Regions from separate parts of the Mus musculus genome. Here region 2 is linked to region 1. The links are chromatin loops, found by intact Hi-C in ENCODE. Cell type or tissue: heart. All regions are shown on one strand. Each heading gives the region's core, and the rest is flanking DNA. Links, peaks and the distances in the headings are about the cores only. Region 1 has its middle 130 kb from the start of Pah. Region 2 overlaps Igf1os (a long non-coding RNA gene).

Evidence for each region. Peaks named below come from ENCODE experiments on the same cell type or tissue, not always from the same donor. Only the 100,000 strongest peaks of a DNase experiment are listed, where the experiment ranks them.
Region 2: it touches region 1 in a loop (2.8-fold over the local background); 5 of 42 quality-filtered maps call a loop at or near these places.

The regions. Positions count from the first base shown.
Region 1 is chr10:87,644,085-87,655,714 of GRCm38, forward strand. No RefSeq gene overlaps it. Among named protein-coding and RNA genes, the nearest start is that of Pah, 130 kb to the left of the region's middle. In heart, for the core only: a CTCF peak has its summit at 5,195 (motif pointing right); no DNase peak of the experiment used is centred there.
Region 2 is chr10:87,847,012-87,858,641 of GRCm38, forward strand. The region is part of intron 1 of Igf1os (a long non-coding RNA gene); the gene reads right to left. It also overlaps a transcript of Igf1 not described here. Among named protein-coding and RNA genes, the nearest start is that of Igf1, 6.2 kb to the right of the region's middle. In heart, for the core only: a CTCF peak has its summit at 7,581 (motif pointing right); no DNase peak of the experiment used is centred there; H3K4me3 peaks cover 133 bases; H3K27ac peaks cover 3,051 bases.

The DNA.
Region 1 (11,630 bases), core at 1,828-9,827:
AGAAAAATCATGTTCTCCTTTTTACCTTTTTTTTTCATTCACTTTGATGTTAGCCAGACCTCAGTTTGGATATTTTTTCTCCTCTACTAACCAGGTCATCCTGTTTGTTTATTTTAATAGTGTTTCCCTTTCCCAAACACTTAAGAATAGTAACATGTACCATTAAGCTGTAAAACTTATCTGAATACATCAAATGCTCCTTCATACAAGCAAATGATAAATAGGTACCAGATTAACCTTATAGGCAAATAACTTTATAGGCAAGTGATCATTGAATTATCCTTTAAAAATTAAACATGGCCATGTTGTACAGTAGAACACAAGTAGTTAGGGGTATTGTAGAGGTTATACTAAAGCAATGAAAAATCTCTGGAGAATTAATAATGACGAAACAGATTTGATTATGGTAATCAGTACCAAACTAATGGGCAACTATCAATCTAAAAACAGATTTCTGGGGCTACATATCTGCCAGTTATGTGCACGAAGATATGGGATATGTGTTATCAGATATATGGGTAGCTAGAGGCTAGGAATAAAATGAAAAGGTAACAGAATCAATGAATATCTTCTCAGATGAAATATGGTGAGAATGGCTAGAGTTCCTTCACATGGCTCCAAACAAATAAACTAAAAGGACAAGGACAATACAACATTGGATGGGCAACAGTGGTTTAAGGATGTGAAGGATCCGTGGGGTATTTAGAAATACAGTTTGTTAAGAAAGCTAAAGGCAATACAGATTAATTTTATATAAAAAATGATTCCACAATACAATGGAAGAATAGAATTTGAGGTTGTTTTCCAAACCAACTAGGGATCTAGACTAATTATTGATAGTACTAAATTAATTTTACATATTGACATATGATGTGAAGTACTGAAAATGTTTGTTCCCCCAAAAAGAAAATTCTAACTGAAGACTGTAGATTGCTCTCAGAAACTGCATATAAAGAAAGGACAGATGTCATGTTTCCCAAACAGGTGATGCATTCCACCATTGCCTTGCAGATAAATAATGGTGGAATTAAAATACATTATGCAAATAATATTTGATTATAGGCCACATAATGGAGCTTTGGTAAACAAAAGGGAATGCACAGTGCAGTGATTGTACAACATTACGGTATAGTTCAAAAATCTCTATTATTTACTACTACTGTAGTCCCTTCATGGTACAGCACAGTACATTGCCACGATGGCACAACCGAACTTACCACTCAGTCTACTCCATAAACAGAACAGCAATGCAATTATAAATAACACACAGTATTTGATCATTTGTACAATATCTCTATTGTTACTTCCAGATTCTAAATATGCCTAGCTATACAAAATACTTACCATCCTTTTGTAATTGCTTATAAGATGTAATGATACAGAAATGTATTATAGATGGTTATAGCCTAGGCTACATCATCTAATGTAATGGGCTATATTGTCCAAGTTCAGGTAGCACAAGCTATAACATTTGCACAATGATCAATCACTAATGATGCAACCTCAGCACATAGTCCCATCAATAAGAGATGTATCACTTACATAAATATAGTTAATACAGTTAATAAAACACAATTCATATGTATTAGAAGGAAACCAAAACATGTCGACCTATGGTTTGGCAGATACCATTGCTCAGCTGGAAATTAAAATAAAGGGGATTAAGTGGAATATATTTGTTTCGTTAAGTGTGTGGCACAACCCATATCCCAACCATAATATGTGGGCAATGCTGGTGCCTATAGCAGACTGGATGTCCAAATAGTCCCTGTTACAGCTTCGGTGTAAAATATCCTCCCCAGACCCCGCAGCTGGCAATGCTGCTTTGCAAGTTTGTAGAAACTTCAGGACTAGCCCCTGGCTGGAAGAAGTGAGTTTCTAGGGTACTGACCCTGAAGTTCACAGCTCAGTCGCCATGCTTCCCTTGAATTGATGGACTGTGCCTTCAATCCATGAGTTAGAAAACATCCCACTTTCCTTAAGCTGCCGCTTGCTGGGGCTTTGGCTACAGCAAAGAGAAAAGTAGCTGACATAGCTTCTGATGGAGGAAATTATAATCAGGAAAAACCTTTTGAAAAAGGTTTCAGCTTAATCTGTGGTTAATTTCCTCAACACACAGTTCAAAGATAAAAGAGGCCACTACATGGATTAGGAACAAGTTCACAAACTAAGATTGGAGCACCAGCAAGAAGGCGCATGGTGGTGGGGGTGGGGTGGGGCTGGGGTGGGGGTGGGGTGGGGGTGGGGAATGGGATACCAAACAGAGTTCGGTTTATTGAATAAATAGACTCAGTGACAGTCAGACCCTCTCGGGTCCTATATGTCCAAGTTCTGTGTTAAAATTAATGGAGTGAAGCAACTTTCAGTCCTTTAGCTTTAAGAGACCCAGTTGTTTAGTTTGTTTTATTTTGGAGAGTTCTGGGCAGAAAACAAGACGTCAGTGCCAGAGATGCCCGGGCTCCTGTGCGGCTGGACTTGGTAATGACTGCCTTCGAGGCATTCATTTCAGCTAAGAGCCACCATCCCTGTCTCCAGCTGAGACCCATCAAGGTGAGCTCATCACCCCATTCATTTCCATCTTATTTCATGTGGAAAAGAAGACTGTGTTCCCCAACGATAGAAATGGGATGTCGATACAGAATAAAACTTGCTCATAAAAGAGAAGGAAAATTATGTCCCCGGGCCACTGGTTCCTTTACTATCTGTGCTAATAAATTTGAAGCCCTGGGAAAGTTCATTCAGATGTCTGAACTTCATGTCTCTTAACACTGAACATGAGAATGATGGTGCTAATCACCATAGCTCCTAGCAGGACAATGATTATAACATACAGTATAATCACCACGTAACAGGAGCCTGTTTGTTCCCATGTATTTTCATGGATGCCATTCTTTTTATGAAGATTATTGTTTATGTTGCTAATGGAATCTCAGTAGTGATACCTCAGATGGATTCTTCCAACAGCTAACTCATACAGCAGACATTTCTTAAGTTGACTGTAAAGCCAAGTACAGCAGCAGAGCACAATGATCTTCCCTATTCAGGGAACTCAGGATTCGGGGCTTAATAGGGATACAGTTGTATTCTTTAGGTACCTAGCCACTGATGTCATCAAGTATATCCACATGATGTAATCCCATCTAAACATTCTCTAGGTTTCTGGCTAACACCAATCTCCAGGAAGGCAGATACCATGCTTATATTATTTATGACTGTATTCTCTCTCTTTAGCATAGAGTCTGTCATATAAAGAGGATTCCATAAGTCAAGTATTAGTGGAGTGAAAGAAGAAATCCACGCAACAGTGAAACTTGCCCAAAACATAGTTTGAATGGCACCATCTCACAACTAGAGAAGTACAAGTAGAGTATGCTGGGCATTGTGGGTAATCATTCACTGGGTAATGAAATACTAATTCACTAAGTAAACTGCTTGAAGGTGCAAACTTATGTTTCTATTCAGTCTTAGAGCAACAGATAGGAGAGTAAAAGAAAGCACGAGTAATAAATAATACTTAGGGTTGTAAGAACACCAGTAAATCCCATCCATATACATGTTACCATGAGGCAGGCTGTGCAGGCACTACTTGTCATCATGGAGAGACCATGACTGGGCATGATCGGTAAGGCAGCATGCATATCACTTCCTCTGTCCTCATCTTCAGAGATCTTCCTTAGAAGAACTGATTAATTGTAACTCTGTCTTGTTTTCACATTCTTGTCTAGCTCTAGAAACTGCCAGTCCATCCAAGGTATGGTCTTTGCCTCTTTTCATTCCTGTGTTCTTTAGAACTGACTTGTGCATAGGCAGGAGGCTATGTGTTTTTGTTTGTTTGTTTGTTTGTTTTTATAAATAGACAGAAGGGCAATTTTTATCAACAGTCAGAAAGGAAATGTTCCAAAGTTTATGAGCAAATTTGAAGAGATGGGCTCATGGAATAAGTCTTAGATAGAGTTGAACTGTGGTAGAGAAAGAAGGGGAGAACAGAGTGCAAGGGACACACGGACCCGAGAGAAGACTGTCCACCCTGCTGGAGGCGTCACATGGCTTCCTGGTGCTTTGCAGGATCCTCCAGGCCTCGGCACCACTGACAAGAAGTTTGGATTCAGTCATCATCCAGTCATTTCATTCTAAGTTTTAGCTCTACTACAGAACATGATCTCCAGTGAACAAAGCAGAAAAATCAGAGCCTATGTGTCAAGGCGTCTATCATATAGGGTCCTCGGGTAAGTGCTTTCTTCTGTTTCTGTCAATAGCAATTGCCCAGCAAGTAACATGGCATCTTTGGAGGACAGGAGAGTTCAGTGGTCAGCAGTGTCCAGGTAATAAGTTCTACACAGCTTTCCATATCTCTATGGAAGCTTTAGTAACTCTGTTACTGTGGTGGGACCAGGAGGTGGCTAGTATCACGTTGTAGAGTGTCCTTCTAGCCCATTCTCCTGTGTGGATGAAGGTATTGCAGGGTACACTTCACAGACTGCTCTGCTATATCAGAAGCATCATCTTAGGTCTTCATGTTTAAGAACCTTTCTAGTTCAGAGGGCCCATAAGACTCTTATTTTCTATATTAGATATTTTCTTTATTTACATTTTCAATGTTATCTCTTTTTCTAGTTTCCTCTCCTAAAATCCCCTATCCACTCCCCCTCCCCCTGCTCCCCAACCCACCCATTCCAGATTTCTGGCCCTGGCATTCCCTTATATATCTTGCAAGAACAAGAGCCTCTCCTCCCATTGATGACTAGGCCATCCTCTGCTACATATGCAACTAGAGACATGAGTCCCACCATGTGTTTTCTTTGATTGGTGGTTTAGTCCCAGGGAGCTCTGGGGGTACTGGTTAGTTCATATTGTTGTTCCTCCTATAGGGCTGCAAACACCTTCAGCTCCTTGGGTACTTTCTCTAGTTCCTTCAATGTGAACCCTGTGCTCTGTCCAATGGATGACCGTGAGCATCTACTTCTGTATTTGCCAGGCACTGGCAGAGCCTCTCAGGAGAGAGCTATATCAGGCTCCTGTCAGCAAATCTTGTTGGCATCTGCAATAGTGTCTGAGTTTGGTGGTTTTTTATGGGGTGGATCCCCAGGTGGGGCAGTCTTAGAGACGTTTCTCTCTTGTCTTAATCATCTCTTCTTCCAGCTGCCTTTATCATAAATGCTCCTTGAGGTCCAGGCCTTCTTGTTTTGCACACTAGAGGGTAGTGTTGAGCCTCTTTAGAAATTCCTGCACTTGGGACAGAGGGGGGAAAAATCTGATGGATTACCCTTTCTTTTTTTGTAAATCAAAGAGGGCTAAGGGCCCAACAGCTGCTTCTCTTATATAAAAACCACCCTGATGGGCAGGATTTTGCACATAATCCCTGAATCCAGAAGTTCTTGAAAGCCATAGTTCATCTTCTCTTCTAAAATGTCTCTACTTCCATACCTAAAGGACTAAGCCCTCAAGTTGCATTTCTACAGGCTTGTGACTGGAAGCAACCCGGGGAGGGGAGGAAAGAGAGAGAGAGAGAGACAGAGAGAGACAGAGAGAGACTGAGAGAGACAGAGAGACAGAGAGAGACAGAGAGAGACAGAGAGAGACAGAGAGACAGAGAGAGAGACAGAGACAGAGAGACAGAGAGACAGAGAGACAGAGACAGAGACAGACAGACAGACAGACAGACAGAGACAGGCAGGCAGGCAGGCAGACTTTCCTTGTTTTGCTCTACATGAAGTATAACGGTGGGTGAAATAGAGTGGAAACTGATAAACTCCGTTGTATACAAGCTTCTGCATGAACACAAGTGTTTCTTTAACTATACCCAACTCTAGCCATTCTGCCTCTATCTCCGGTTCAAGAGTCTGTGCAAACTCCCTTTGGATAACCTTACATGTAGGCTCACCTACAACAGTCCTAGTTTATGTCTTTTCCTGTGGCATTCATTAATAGTCTTTTCATACACTTCCGTACAAGTCCCAGCTTGATCTATCAATTACATGACAACCAAGCTCTGAGTCAAATACGTTGGATCTGGACTCCAGCTATACTGTTCACAAGCTGTGTGACCTTGGGCAAGTCATTCATTCTCTCTGGGTTTCAGTTTTGTTCTAATGTTGGTATGATCGTAAGAATGAAATTAGTCCAGTCCTACTTAAAGAATGGCTGGCACATATTTAACCCCTCAAAAGGAGCAGCAGTTGAAATGGACTCCCAGGAAGATTCACAGTGACTGGTGTGGGCAACATTGGTGTGAGAAACCATGAGAGCCGAGGGTCAATTCTATGGAGAAAGAAATCAAAAGTGGCCATTCCTCCTTGAGTGTTTACAGCAGTAAACCTAGTGTCATTGTCACCAGCAGTTTGTAAGAAATGCAGATTCCCTGGCCCAGTCCCAGGTGCTGGGAATCAGAATCTTGAGTACAGTACCCAATAAGTTCTCTATTACTCAGGTCTTCTGGGAAACTTAACATACACTACAAACATTGAGAACCACGGAATGGATGCTTGGCAGCAAACAGGCTACACTGACTGGAGACAGGTATTGTCAAATCTTTTGTCTTCTAAGAAGAGAAAGACCTGTGGAGAAGTCCTAACCAGCAACAGGAGAACCTAATTAACAGTGCAAGTTCATGGCCACCATATTCTAGAGGCCCTGAGTTAAGCGTGGCTTTCCTTGGTGAAAGCTTACCCTAGAAGTGATGAGTGCTGGCTCGAGTCCAGATGTGCTTCACACCTGGATTTTGCTTGCTATTAAAAAAAAGACATTAAACAAAAATGACTATATGTGTATGTTCTGATTGTCTTGTTTCCCTTAAACATTCAGAAAGACTTGTCATCTCTGTGTGACTCTGCCACTGAGCCACAGGTGACTGAACACAAGCAAATCTGCTTGCCAACTGAGAGTGTACACAGCTTTGTATTGTCCCCATGAAGCTAGCCACATGGCTATTCCCATGTGACCTATCCTTTCCCTTTCCAACTGGTGACCCGAGTGCTTTCTCCTGCCATCAGAAGAAAGAAGGCCAGGGAGTTTGGATGGTTGGTTCTAGGCACGTGGCCCCAGCTCTCAGCATTCTTCTGTATGTGGAGAGAGGGCAGTTCCTGGATCTTATGAGCCAGGTCTCGGAGGACAAAGCCTTTTTGCAGAGCCTGTAGGCTGGCTTTCCTGGAATTCACATGCTCTCCTAGGATCTGAAGCCACCTAAGACATGGCTTAAAAAGCCAGCATTGTCAATTTGTCTCCCTTGTGCATTCACTGACCTGTGGCTTGCGTATTGGCCTCATGAATCCAATGTGTGTAAACCCATTTCTTTTTTCCTCGCCTTTCCCACTTCCTCCTGATGCTCAAGTAGGTGGCTTCTTTAAGGCCATGGTCATCCGTCTTGCACGAGATATAGAAAGTGACCATTCATGGGACGTGCAGCCTCAAGGTCTAGAAGTGGCTCCATTGAGTCGTCTCTTCAGAGTCTATACTATGTTTTAGGGACAAGGCATATGACCGAAAAGCGACCCTAAGCAAGAGATATGTGGTTTGTGTATTAACTGGAATTACATAAAGCAGTTATCCAAAACTAACACAATCCATAAAGTGTTTAGGGTGATGTAAAGAAGGAGGGATACAAAGTGGAAACCTCTGGGGTAGTTCACATAGAAGGGCATGGGATACATGTCAGGTGTGTCCACATCATCTGGAGTAGGGAGGGGGGAATGAAGGATGATATAAAGACTTATGGACTTAGAAAAAAAATAGAGGTGAGATTTCATGGTGACAAAAAGCAGTAAGTTATGACAAATGATGTGAAAGACCAAAAGTGCCAGTCCCATGTTTTTGGTGGCACAGTAATGCATCAATATAATTAGGCTTCATAATTAGGTTTCAAAGGACACCAAGATCATTCCTTTTGTGTAAACACCATTCATCCAAAAGGACGGGAAAGCCCTGGCCTGGAGTCCCTCTAATCTTATACTTAATTGACATTCCATCCCCTCTCCCAATTTTGTGCTTCTTTTTCTTCCTTCTCTTTATCTCATTGTCTGTGTATTCTTTCCTTGCTCTATCCCAAACCCATTTCAATATGCTGCTCACAAACTATACAAATAGCTACAGATCAAAAGACATCCAGGATAAAAACCTCCATCGCTGTGCAAAGAGAATTCAGGGGATAAAACCAAATGCCTGAGAAAAAAAAGTTTTTAAAGTAATAAGTCCTTGTCAGATTCCAATCAGCCTGGCCTCCCCACGGAGAGCTACAGGCACACCTACCCCATTCCAAAAGGCATGAGCAAAATCCCCCAGAGCTCCTCTCTTCCTGCTGTACTTTTTCTTTTGACCATTGCTGTCAAATCAGTTTTCTCATGTCATTTTAGCACCAGGCCTGGTGCATTTCTCCGTATAGTAAAAGCTAATGAGCCGTATGGCTTTTGGCAGGATCCGGCAATATACATGCTCCATTTGGAGCAGAGCAAGCCCTTGGAGTCTGTAGCTGTGTGAGCAACCTCAGGCTGTCTCCTGTGCTTCATGGGTCTGTAAATACCATAACTGTGGTCACCGTGAAGAATTATTAATATTCCAGAAGCCTGCTTTGACCCTACCCCCTACAGAGCAGGCTCTACTAACACACAGCTTCGCATTGGATCCCATCCAGTTGGAATTTATGAGTGGAAGCGGCAGACAGCCCATGTTGAAGCAAAGTCCCACCTTCGGCTGGCTCTCCAGCTCAGACCCCAAGGACATCACAGTATTTGATGAACTCAGAATGCATTTATTGGGCGCCTAACATGTGCTAAGCCTAGGTTTAGATGCCAGAGATATAGAGATGACAAAGCCCCATTCCCAGGGCCAAGAGAAAGTGATATTTGCTAAGGGGAGAGGGAAATATAAACCAGGTTTTATGTGCTAGCAAGTTTTGGGCATAGTCTTTGGTAAAACTTAGAGAAGAGTATCCATTCTTTCATTGTGTCCCTGTGAACTCTTGGTACTTACAGTGTGGCCCTCAGGCCAGCAGCTGCACCTGGAGCAGTTTAGCAATAAATCCCTGCAGCCTAATCCAAACTAGGGCTTCTAGAATGTAGGGAAACTTTAAAAAAAATCAGATATTCCCACTTATAATTTTAAGTACCAGGAGAGTCCTCTTAAAGTATCTGTTCTTGGGCTCCATCCTTATCAACTCTTGCATGATAGGTCTGAAGACTGCTTCAGAAGCCCTCTGGACACATCTGATGAAGCTGTTTTGTGGGCTGCCATTTCTGAACCAGTTTCTTCCTTGTTTCTCCAACTTGGTTGAATTCAGAATCACCGGAGAGGTTTTCCAAACTGCCCATCCTGAGCCATGAAACCAGAATCCCAGGGGTGGAATCCTTATCTGTAATTGTAAAGCTTTTTTTCAGGTGCCTAATATGGGAAGACTTCTTTTCTAAACCAGCACTGCCAGAATAGCAACCGTAAGACTTTGTTAGGCATTTCCCCAAATGCTTGGTCTTCCCCTAAGGATACTTTCTGGGGAGAATGTAGATACTTTAGGAAGTGGGGCATAGCTAGAGAAGTAGGTCACTAGGAGTGAGAATATTATCCTTGGGTTTGTACTGTCTCCCTCTCTGCTCCCAATGGTCACATACACAGTGAACAACTTTCCTCTACTACTGCACAATCCCTCTGCCATGATGTTCTCCCAAAGCCAGGGGACCAAACAACCACATTCTGAACCCTCTGAAACAACGTGCCAAAAAAATAAGTCCTTCTCTAGGTTGGTTCTGACAGGCATTCTGGTCACAGTAGCACAAAAAGTAATGAAAACAGAGTCACCAGTCACACTCCCAAGCCCGACCTGTGGACTCCGATTCTGCGGGTCCAAGACCTCAATTTGAAGAGCAGCATTCAAAACACTTTTTACAAGCTCAGCAGAACCCTAGTAATTCCAGTAGAACACCAGTGATTTGGAAATGAGACAGCTCTAGGGCTGGACCCTACCATTCCTGGCCCTACCCAAGATATTTGTCTTTGTCAAGCGGTAGAGCAAAGCTGCCTTGGGACCCTGTGCATACTTAGAGTAGACAGATTGAAAACGTACAGTCTCATAGGTAAATATTCTTAGTTTTTCTGGTCCTAGCTTGGATTCGCATCCTTGGGCTGGGATCATTCTCTGCTTGTTTTTCAAGGTAGATGGTCCTACCCACACGAACTTTCTGAGAATTCTGCTTCTTCCAAGACAGCAGTATTTTCTCACCATCTGGGGCTCAAGCCATAATGGATTTCTTTCATTTTCTCTAGTGAGTCATCTTTCTTTTGCCTCTGTCATTTGCACAAGCTGTTCTTTTTGCTTAGAATGTTCTTTTTTCCCTCCTCCCTCTGCAAGTTTTTTCTCCAAGACAGACCTCCCTACACCCCAAATGAGATCCTATTCTCTGTGGTATGTTAGTAATTAATATACCTCGGACCCTTCCTTCCTTTCATCAAACTGGTCACAGTTTGAAATTATGGACTGTGTTAATATCTGGACAATTATGCCACCCAATTCTGATTTAGATCGACCACATCTTTTACTCAGAAGCAGATTCCAGTCATTCATTTACTCAGAAGCAGATTCCAGTCACTCAGAAATCAGTTGGGACTCAGAGTAAATATGAAGCCACTCCTGTCAGGCCTGGGAGCTGGGACATCTTGCATCTTCTCACCATCTCACCCGAGATGATTGTCCACTTGCCCCAACAGGTTCCAGCCACATCCCTTCTACCAACATTGATCAGCTCTAGCTGAGTCATCTCTGCAGGTGCCACTTCATCATGACCCACTCACAGGCTTTCAGCAGTGTCAGCTCATCTGAGCCCCTGCTTCATATCCAGGAATGACCATGAGCAACGCCACTATCCTGACCCATTGTCTGAGCCCTTAGGGATCCTTCTTTCTGATACTGTTCTAGAACTGACCTGAGAATCCCCAAATTGTTCAGTCTCCAAACTCTAATAAGCTGCCAATGTTATTTTCAATGCTGTAATATCCCATGACTGTCATATATAAAATGTAAGTAAAAATACAAATTTCAAAACATTGATGGAGCATGAAATGAAATCATTTGCATCCATAGTACATAACTGGTCTATATTTAGACACATGAAATAAATCAGTGTTACTGCTTTTGATTGCTGAGTTAGAAGTAATATTCGATAATAATATTAAATGTGTTAACTGTTGGTCCTACAGCTTGATAGTACATCCAGGTTTGGAGAATAGTGCTGATTTTCATTTCTAAAATTGCATAAAGTGGCTAAAGAGTTAAGATCATTTGTACTGATCCCATGCCCTGATATGTCCTCTGTCTTCAGGTTGAGAAACTGTGCCTGTGGCTCCATCCTGAAAGCATATACTTTGGGACTGCTATAGGAATGTTAGGCATCCCTTCTTGTTTATTTTCCCTTTAAACAGACTCTGTAAAGCAAGCTAGAATGCAGATCTTTAATGTGGAAGTTACTCCTATCCAGGCATAGAAATACCAGGACATTCAGCCCATTTATTTTGTGGCAAAGAATCTGAAATATGTCAAGGCTGTGCTCCCAGAATTATGGAGTAGGTGCAAGGAGTAGGGAAAGAGAATGTCAGTGTGTATTATATCTCACCAGAAGACATAGAGAGAGTGGCAAGAAGGGAAACACATACAT
Region 2 (11,630 bases), core at 3,492-11,491, 200 kb after region 1:
AAGTTTATTTTACCACCAGCATATTAGCACACTAGCAAAAGGGTAAGAGTTAATGTTTCAAAGACATACACGCAGGAGTCACCGTCTTTATTAGTTTTTACACGGAAGCATAGTTACTTACAGAAAAACCACATTCTTCTTAATGGAAGACATTGTAAAATGTAAGCAATAAAACAGTGCACCTTTTCCTTGAAGGTGGGGGACATTAAAGAGTCTCATTTCCCACTAGCCTGTTACTCAGTGGTAGTATTGAGAGGACACACATCTGAAATTTGCCTTCCATACCTTCAGCCCTCCTGATGAAGACCATCAATTGGACACTAGAAAGTTCTATGCTGCTCTGAGGGGCAGGAGAGAAGAACCCAGGATGAAAATATAATCCCCTAGACACTCTTCATTGTTCATTTCTTTCTTCTTCTTTCTCTTTCTCAGTGCCCTCCTTACTTTTTGCTTGGTTTACTTTAAAAAAAAAAGTACACTTACTTAACTGGAAGAATGAGAATTAACATTATAATCCCAAGGATATCAAATGTCGAGTGTGTCTCTGACTCAATTTCTAAAGTCACACATCCTGGCCAAGGCAAAAGCTGCTCTGTACCCTGCAAAGAGAGTACATCGGGAAGACATACTCAGTTTCTTTACATGATTACTCACAGACCCAATACCACTAGGTTTCTCCATGGACTGTAAAATGGGTAACATAGGTAAACCTCACACACGACTTTGTCATGTAACATTTGTTTAAGTAAGTCAATGATAGGCCCACTTAAAGTGATGCTGGAGTTCAGGGCTCCCATGCACTCCAGCCTGGCCTTTCTTGCTCACTTTGTGGACTGGACGAACTTGCATGATCCTAGGTTACTACAAGGAGTTATTCTTCAGGTGGTATAGATTAGTGGCTATCAAGGGAAGAAGTTTGCTCTTCTTTAGGGTGACCCCAACTTCAGCACAAATGGACTATCCCAGCAATGAGCCATGTCCTCCAGCTATTCATTAACTTCATGGCTTTCCCCTCATAGCAAAAATTCCCCAGGGTAGGACAAATGCAGTGCTGGCACTGCCGTGCTTGTGACCTAGGAGCCACCGTGGAAATGTTATCTATTAACTGCAGAAAAGCACAGGGATGGCCGCTGGTGCAGAACAGGGATGACTGTCATTAGACAATTCTCTGTGACCTCACTTAGCATCTGTTCTGGGTTTATTCCTCCCACTGTAAAGATTCCATTCAGTGTCCCGGGCCTTTGGGTTTTATGTTATGCTTGTTTTATATTGGGTGCTAAGGGTCATTTGGTTGCTCTGTTGGGCTTGTTCTGAAGGGCAGCACCTGGCAAACTGTCAATGCTTTCATTTGCATTATCTGCAAAATCCCCTGGAGTGAGAGGTTTGGTAAAGGCCAGGTGTTGGGAGGCTTGACCTTAAAAACCCCTTGCTAAGAACAGAGGCTCCCACTTAGAAGCCTCGGGTTTCTCCCAACTCTGTAAATACTACAATCATCTCAGGATGTCTCTTGCTTTGCCAACAAGTGGAGTGAGATTAACAACCCTGGCACCTTGCAGAAGAGTTCACCAAGGCCAGGATGTGGGATCACTACCTTGATGGAAGCCCAAGTGGAGAGAAAGCCTGCCAGTTGGGTTGGCAGGGCTTTGACTCCAATAGGATCCAAATGTGAAGTCACCCTTTTCCTTGAGAAGAATCAGGGATGTGAAGCCAGGGTTGATTAAATGGGGCCAGTTCAGCGAGTACTTATTAGACAGGGAAAGAAAGAAAAGGAAGAAGTGGGGTACAGAGGGACCCCAAAAGTACCTGGCTTCTTCAGCCTTACAAAATCCAGGCATCAAAACGAAGATGGTGTTTGCTCTCAAGCCTAGCTCTCTAAGAACTGGGTTAGTCATCAAGTGAGAAGCATTAAAGCCCACGTGTCTAAACAAAGCTTATCTAAGTCGCATTGGAGATGTCAGCAGGATGCTACTTAGCACTGAAGTTGCTTGACTGTAGCTCTTCATACCTAAAGCTCCAAGAAGACTACACTGCAGAAAGCCCATCTTTTGTTCCTACCAGAAAAGCATAAGTGCTTTCCTAGTTTAAGTCCAGCTTTGACTGAGCTTCCTCCTTCTGCAAAGTAAATGTCTAATTGTACTCCTCGGGCTTCATGCTTTGTTTCAGTAGAGGCAGACCAGTCTGCAAGAAAGTCTGTCTGGACCTGTACCAACTAGATCACACTATATATCAGACCAACCTGAACTTAAATCTGGGGACTGTAATTTACTATCCATACATTAGCAAAGGCACTTAAGTTCTCCTTACTCTCCTAATGTACCTCACAGCTATCTTGAGAGTGTCATATATTCCTAGAACTAAGGCACTAAGCCTTTTTAAGTAAAAATGAAAATAGAATATTCCATTAAAGTACATGAGATCATTAAATGAGATCATTAAAGTAAGACAAAAGAAAAAATTGGATATAACATATACTCGATAGTAGTAGCAGTTATATATCATCATTCACTGACCAATTCTATTGGCCAGCCATTAAATACCTAGAAGTATACTCAGAGCTAGGTATATGTGATAAATGGTGACAACATAGCTGTGCAGATGCTATACTGGGACTAGCAACAGATGAGGCTATTGAGGAAGAGTATGCTTTTAAAGTTAAGAGGCGGACTTAAACAGGCCAAAGGACTTTGAGGACCCATCTCATGTCCCTGCAGTGTGAGACTCATGAACAGAACATATTAGGAAAATGCTCCAGCAATGGCCATTGGCTGGATTGCTTGGGGGAAGACTGGTTTAAAAAGAGAAAAAAGAATTCCACACAGTAATGAGGCATTCATTAATCCAATGGAGGATGAGGGAGAAAAGTAGAAAGGAAGGGGGTGGGTCTTAAGGACATTGGAAGGGAATGGAAGTATATGGTGATGCCTGCTGAGTAATTGTGTAGTGTTGTCACAGAAGCAAGCCAAGATCTCACCCTTGGAGAGGTCCAGAGTCCTTGAAGAACAAAAAGGAACACTGAGAAAATAAGTATGCACCTATACAAATGGATACATACACTAGAAGTTGAGTTGACCTTGATAACAGAGAGTGTGCATAGCACCTAGCACTAGAAAATGATGTTTTTAATAAATGCTGTAGTAGCTGCTCAATGAAAAAGAAATCAGAGATCGCAGAACAGCATTATAAATGTTTTTTTAATCTCTTATCACTCTGCTACTCAAAGTGTTATGACACCAACAAGACCAAGCACCCTCTGAAGGCAAAGGGTGTACAAATGTCTGTCTTCATCGGGCCTCACCCCAAACACAACCTGGGCTTGATTAGGCCTGAAATTTCTCTCCACTGATCCAAACAACAGATTGCACCGTGAGGTAATGAACACACTTCGTCTCATCTAGAAAAACACAGCGCAGATGGTTAAGTAGGTGCTTGTGTGCGTGTGTTTGAGTGGTGTGAAGGTGCGTGTGCGCTTTATGTATATTTATTTCCTTCTGCAGAAAAAAAAAAATCCAAAACACTTTCACCAGTAAACAGCACCTTTGTAAAATGGTAATGGCATGGTGAAGGTAAGGGCTGGAAGAGAACATCCTTTGAGCCATAATCAAGCAGCAGTCTGTGAGCCAGCCAACCATTTGAAGAAAAAGAACAGCACAGATAAAAGCGTAAAATTGAAAAACGTGGACCATTCACTTGAGATTTCTTCTTTGTAACTTGAGAAAGATTCATAGTCTCATGGTTCAGTTTTAGTGAGGCTCAGTGAGGGTATCTTTGGCAAGCCATTGGTGATGTGGTTAATTCCATGTCAGCTCACCTGCTTAGTCAGATGTCCTTTAAATGTTACTATATTTTTTAAGTTTATTAATTTTCATTTAGTGTGTGTGTAAGCACTTTTGTATGTGTGTGTCACACACTAATATGAAAGCTTGCCTACATAAGCATATACATGTGTGTGCTGACAAACTTAAGGGGACTGATTGTCTACCTTATGGTTCCTGGAGCTACAACTCAGGTTGTCAGGAAGGGCAGCAAGCACCTTCACCTGCTGATCTATCTCACTGGCTTTCCTGTGATTGTTTTGTTTTTTCTTTTAAGTATTAATATATAAATCAGATTCTTAGTAAAGTTGATTTCTATTCATGATGTGGCTATGCCTTACCCAGTTGATTAAAGAGTCACTAGAGAGTAATTGGCCTCCTTAGATGAAAAAGAAGGAATTGTGATATCAAACTGCTTTTATTTGGTGAGCAATTTATCCTTGGCTTTCTAGCCCACTGGTCTACCTATAGATTTCCGCTCTCCAACCCACTACATCTGTGTAAGTCAGTTCCTTAAAAGGGAAAAACTACATGCATATATTATACTTCTCTAAGGAATCTTGACTAATGCAAATGTGCTTAAAATTTTATTAAATCAATATTAAATAATTAATATTCATTCTCTGAAAGAAGCTGAGGCTGTAAGGTGGAAAAATGTATATTGTAAGTACACATGTGTCTTAAGGAGTTGATTCAAGGTTCAAGGAAAGATATAAAGGGACTATACAGTCCCGGGTAGCAGCCTCATCTCACACATCACCCCAACAATTGAAATCTCTCATTCTTATGTGTCTCTGCTCATACTCCCAGTGCCTGACACAGCCTGCATTGTGCTTCAGCTTAGAAGTGAGCTCATGCTTCAAGAGTATATTGCTTACAAAGTGGCTTATTACCAAAGGCCCCAGTGGATACAAAGTATCCTCTTTAATTGAGTACTAAAACATTTATCCATGCACGGGACCCCTACAGGAAGTAGTCTAAAGGGTTCCCAAGAGCCTCCTTGATTTTTTTTTAAGTGAGGCTGGAGGCCATGTTTCCTGTCTCAGAGAGCACGATAAAACCTCCTCAGCCATGTGAAGAAGTGGAACGAGCTGACAATCCTGCTTCCTGGACACTTCAGGGCTTTCCTAGGAATTAGACCCTTTATCGCAATTCTTAAATTATTATCAAGTCTAACGCTCTCATGTTTCCATAAAAATCTGTTTCCCAAAACATAAGCGTTGCAGGCAAATTTTTCAAAATGGAATCTCTGTGAGGACTAAGGAGTGATCAGTCAGTGCGTCAGCTGTCCTCCAGGCTGCTGAAACCAAACTGGATAATAACGTACACTGTGTTATGGTAAATCTTAATTATCAGCAGGATTGGCTATGGAGTCAGCAGAGACATGCCTCAGGGAGGGTCTCTGAGGGCATTTCCAGGAGGACTATCTGAGAGAAGAAGACCCTTCACCTCAATGGGGGACATCTTCCACAGGTAGCCCAATTCCTCCAGAGAGGTAACGTTGCCTTGCCTGCTTGCCTCTGCTTCCTGGTTGTGAGGACATCTATTTTGTAAATGTCCCTGTTGCTGCCATCCTTCATAATACCAGAATCTAACTTTTCCAGCATTTCAATATGGACTGGATACCAGCAGCTCTACAGAAATCCTGCAGCTTTCAGTACCAAACTAAGGTTGCGTCCAGCCAAGTGGGCTGTGGAGTCGTAGGATTCTCAGTTTCTCAAGTTTCAGGTGGCCGCTGTTAGATTACCTACGCTCTATCGTATAAGCCAATCTAGTGCCCCCCTCTAGTATGTGTTGATTCTATCAATTCTGTCCTTCTAACCCCCCCAAGTAACACAGTCCATGACTGCATAGGTTTTTGTGGGGTTGGTTTGTTTGTTTGTTTGTTTTTGTTTTTGCTTTTGTTTTTGTTTTAAGCTCTATGTTGATCCCAGGGATCAATGTACAAGAGAAACAGGAAGGACTGAGACTATTCTCCAGTCATTCAAGGAAGCTGCCAAGGAGAGAGAGGAGAAAGGGACACTGTGACCGTGGTGACAGCCTCATCTCCTATATCATCCCAACCCCTGGAACTCACCTTACCCATGCCTGGAATAGCACTTGTTGTGTTCCAACTTGGAAATGAGCTTGTGCTTCAACCCCTAACTCAATTCCAGCTTGTTAAAACATCTCTAGATCCTTCCAAAGACTGATTCCAAACATTAGTGAGACTAACAGAGATCTAACCTATCTAGAATGTAATTAACCTATTTACAGGGTGCTATTTTTTTTAAACATCCGTGGCCTTTGTTATCAGCATTTGTCTTGTAACTGCATTTGCTTTCCCAACACAATAACATGTCATGCGGCATGACACTCAACTGCTACACTTCCACACTTCATCCATGTGCTGTCCTAACTATTAAACATTCATAGTTTCATGAAACTATGAATGCTATGTATATAGCATTCATATACATACATATATATTGTTCTTTTGAGACTTGGGTATGTATACTTAATATTCAATTTCAAATTATTTAAGGTCAAATTAAGAAAGGCATAAAATACATACTTCTTTTTTCTCATAGGCAGACTCTGGATTTAAGTGTGTGTGTCTCTCTCTCTGTGTGTGTGTGTGTGTGTGTGTGTGTGTGTGTGTGTGATGAAACAAGAAAGGGAGAGGAAGAGAAGATCTGAAAGAAGAGGGAAGAGACCAATGGAAAGCATGTGACATGAAAGTGGAAGAAAAAGCTATTTAAGGCCAAGAGAGGAGCAGATGTGGGCAGAGAGGCCAGAGGGAGGCGAATAAGAACAAATTGTAATGATGTCTAGTAGAGAAAACCCATAGTGAAGCCCACTACTTTGTATACTAACTTTAAAAATAAAATAAATTAGTTCCTAGAAAATAATAATGTGTTTATTCTAAATGCAGCATCCCTTCTCTTAAATAGGAGTTCTTAAAATCAGATGCCTAAAACAAGCCTTGTAAATTATAATAATGTTAAACATTAATATTAATAATATAAAACCTTGTTATTGAATTCTGGCTAGAAACTACCACCTCTAAAAACTTTGGGTTTGAGGTCTTCTGTCCCTTTGTTAGTAAAGGGAGAAGCAAGATGGGGGGGAGGTGTTCAAAACAACCAGGGTCAGATTGAAACTTTCTTCTTGGTAGATTCGGGATAGAAAGAGGGTTAAAAATGGAATCACGTCTGTATTTAGTGAGTCTTTGACTGCAGGTGTTCTAACCCACATTTTGAAAACCGAGGTGTCAGAAACTATGAGGAGTACACAAGACTGAATCAAGCTCCACTCGGGAGCATCTAAATTTAGGTTTCATGTAATACATCATTTTTCCATCCAGCGATCCTTACACCCCGTGTCATTTTTTTTTTTTTTTGTATTAATAAAATGAGAAACCTGGCCATTTTACTCAGTGGCTTTATGCTGTTAAAAAATATTTTACTTTTGCTATCATTTATCCTTTGTACTCTGATTCGTTTAACGCTGTGTTTTAAGCTCATACCAGGAGACTAGACATGAAGAAGTCATCGCGTAAGTTTATGGTATTTCTTTCCCCCTGAACACCTCTCCCCTTTTAAATGATAGTGAGGTGAATATATGCATCTTTATTTTAAAATGTTTAATTAAAGATATGCACAGCTTATGCTCGAGTCTAGGACTGTTCAACCCTCCCCCAACACAAACACACATACACAAACACACAAACACACACAAAACACACACACTCTATCAGACACATGCCCAATAAAGATTGAAGTGGCAGTTTCCCAAATGCCCACAAGAGGGCGCGCTTTTCTAAATTCCCAAGGAAAGAGCCCCGAGGTGGGTTCTAGCCCGAGGTTTGGAATTGGTGTATCCTTGCCCACTTTCAATCTAGACAAGTACCATGAACTCTCAAATTCTCTCTCTCTCTCTCTCTCTCTCTCTCTCTCTCTCTCTCTCTCTCTCTCTCTCTCTCTCTCTCTCTCTCTCTCTTTCTCCCTCCCTCCCTCCCTCCCTCCCTCCCTCCCTCCCTCTCTCTCTCTCTCTTTCTCCCTCCCCCCCTCCCTCCCTCTCCCTCTCTCTCTCTCTCTCTCTCTCTCTCTCTCTCTCTCTCTCTCTCTCTCTCTCTCTCTCTCTCTCTCTCTCCCAGCCCACACTTGCCCCTTGCGGTGACACCTCATCTACCACCACTAAGACTGTTTTGCTCACAAACCCACATCAATTTGGTTTCTGTTTCCAGTGTTTGTCCTTTTGACATTTTAGCAGAAATCACATCCAAGTTTGATGTTGAGAAGAAACACCGATTTCTTCAGTGAACGGATTTGTCGTCCCCTTTCCCCCTGGGAAAGACGTTCCTTCAAGCAGTTACAGCAGTTCCCCGAGATAGAATATGGCTTTCTAGGATCAACAGGAAGGAGGCTCTGGGCAGGAGCTGTGAAGAACCTAGCAGGTCTCCTCTCTTTAGCACATTGTGTTTTGTGATACATCCCTTTCCTCTAAGATCAATGTTATGTATGCATGCTCTCCACATGTGGTGGAGACATTGGATCTCAGTCCAGAAAACCTGACCCACAAAGAGGGACACCAGTGTTACCAAATTCTCTGCCTGGTGGCCTCTGGGGATGCCAGAGCCCCTTTCCTCCAACTCTCCACCCAGACCTTCTCTTCTCCCCTCCCCCTCCACCCTGCTCTCTCTTGGCCCTAAACAATCCATCCTTCTGCTTTCAATTCAGATGTGTTCTACTATTTACTTTTTCTTCTTTCTCCCTGTCTTCTCTTTCCCTCCTCTGTAATATTCGCCACGCGCATGCGCACATACACGCACCACTAACAATGTTAGCAACTACATTAAAGACATATTATTAATATGCCCAACAGTACAACATGACCTTTGAAGGTGACCCCTCTCTACGGAACACAGAGGAGCTGGGGATAAGGCTCCAGCAGAAAGGCCAGGGAACCAGGGAATGGCTCGTTTTCTGCGACTCTCAGCCAACCTTCGCTTTCTGAAAATGAACAAGTTCATTTTCTTTCTTCCTTCCTTTCTTTTTTAAAAGAAAGGTGTCAGAAGTCTTCTGAAGCTGTGGCTTTATGCAAATACACCGCTCAAGTAGAAGGCTCGAGGGGAGAGTTATTTATAACCAACAGGCATTGCACACGCAAAAGGTGAAACTGTGGATCCAAGTCTCCAGAGTGGATGCTCTCACGATGAGCACATCTTTGCAGCTAGCTATTTTTGTGGCACACAGTTCCCATATCTGTTAGATTCCTTTTCCAGACAGGCAACTGTAGAAGCATTCTCTAATTTCAGAATGACCATGGATATTCGTCTCCAGTGGGATTTTTCCTGGCCTGAGCTCTCCCTCAGACCCTTCCTGCTGTACCTCTTGCTTTCTCTCCTAAACAGGCACAGTGCCCATAGTTCAAGGTCCCCTTCATCTTTACATTTACACCTGGAATCTACAAAGAAAATGGACATTTCCCCAGGAATTATTGACCCCTGCTTCGTTGCTAGCTCACCCTCCCTGCTAATAAAGACCACTCCCCAGCTTGAAATTCATGGCAATCACTTCAGGAAATTGCTCCCCACCCCCACACGGAAACCGATAGTTCACCTCAGAGTGTGGCCACAGCACAGCTAATGGCAATTACGGTGCACTGAAATTCAGTTTGCTTTGATCGGGACATCGACTGGGACATAAGTTAAAAGTCAATTATCCTTTAAGGGTGACTGGGGTGATAAACCCAAGTGATTCGCTGTGTTGGCACTGATGGGGTGCAGTATCTCATGGGATGACGTGTTCAGTCCTCAAAGCAGCCCTTGAGATGAAGCAATGGAGGGTTCAGTCACCTGTGCTGTGTACTGCAGAGCATCACGGCTCAGCACGGCACAGCATAACTATATGGCAGGACATGCCAGTACAGTGGCACAGTATAACGTGGCACAGCACAAAGCATTGCACAGCACAGCACAGCGCCCAGAAAGCACAATAGTCAGAGTCACAAACATGGAGAAATGCAGTAAGCTTCTAGAATGTACCAAGACAAAGTCTGCTACAATTGCATTGGAAAGAGGTGATTCAAAGCACTAACTTACACGAAAGGCGCCCAGAAGTAGATGAGGGTGCCTAGCCGGGACCCAGTTCTCCAGACTTAAAAACCAAGGACCTGGAAACTCTCAACTGAGAAAGACTTGAAAACAGGAGGTCTTTGGTTTCATACAATGTTCTCATCAAGGTCCTAAAGAGGAGGGGATGAACTATTTACTGTTTATTCTGTCCCTTGTCCCTCTCCCTGTCCCTCTCCCTCCATCTCCCTCTGCCTCCTTCCCCTTCCCCCATCTCCCTCCATCTCTCCTTCCCCCTCCCCCTCCCCCCCCTCTCACACACACACACACACACACACACACACACACACACACCATCTCCATAAGTTGTCATAAATCAAGCACTCAATGATAGCCTGTTAGTGGAAGCCTTGGGTTACTGTATGTGCAAGGGATTGCCCACAACTGCAGATATGGCAGGACCACCTGATGATGCCACACTTCTGTGTGTTCTCAGAGTCAGTCCTACCCACAGGAACTTCCCAGCCCCGTGCCCTTCACATAGCATTCTCTCCTTCCCCATCTCCATTTCCAAAAAGCTTTCACTTCCTGCCTCCCTGAGAGACTGCGGCCCCCTCCCACCACTCATAAGTCTTCACGCTTCAGATACTCAACAGACGTCAGGAACGTGTGTCTCTCCCTGCCTGTTGCATGCTCCTTTTTGCTTTACCAGAGGTGTGTCTAATCAAGTACATAGTAGGTGCTGTCATCACATGATTCCTTCATCAAGTGATACCTAGCATCACCCACCACTGGAACAGTCTCACACCAGGTTTCTAATGTTCCTGTCTGAAAGGTAAACACTGCTGTGAAGTATTGACCACACAGAGGGTTGGAAAGAGCCCAAGCCCCTTGCAAAACCAAACTGGTTTCATTTGAGGACAATCACCACATCCCCAAGCAGGTTTCTATCCATGGGGCAGCGTAAAGAGGCAGTGTAGAGTTTCCAACTGGCCTCTGTCTCCACCGATGTGTCAGTACCTTCAAATCCCCCTGAGAGTCCGAGAGAGTAAGAGACTGAGGCAAGTCTGGCTCATTTCCATCTCCCCTGGGAAAGCACACCTGGAGAGATATCCGTGGAAAGCATGCAGCGTCTAATCTGGGCTTTTGTAACCTTCTTTCATAATTCACTTTCTTATCTACTGCCTCTGAAAGACCACTGAGAAATAGGTACAAACCGTATCAACAGAAGATCAGAACTCCATTCCCTGTGGCAAAGGCGAGTTTATACATTATAAATAGCAGAAGCAGCCGGCTTGAACCATGCTGCCAGCCACTTACCCAGTTGAGGGATTTGAATGACATCATAACCCTGGAGAGAGTATTGCTAGCCAGCTGGTATTATTTGGAATACACACTCAGACACAGACACAGACAGACACACACACTTACACACACACACATATGCATGCATGCACACATACACACAACTGTGTCTCACACACACACACACACACTCATTTATAGAGAACAATACAGCCAACGGGAAACAGTGTGTGCCTCCCATACTGCTTCCTTGGGGTCAAGGAGGTGACAGGCATCCAGCTTTGTTGAAAACTAGGATCATTTTATTTTTCAATCCATCCCAGATCTCAGCATAGCCTGATTCTCTGCACAAAGCATGACACAGTGTCCTGACAGGAGCCAGCCCACTGCTGCCTGGCCATCTATAGGTTTTAGGAAATGAGATCATTCCCCTTGCCTGGCAACTAGGACAAGGGTCA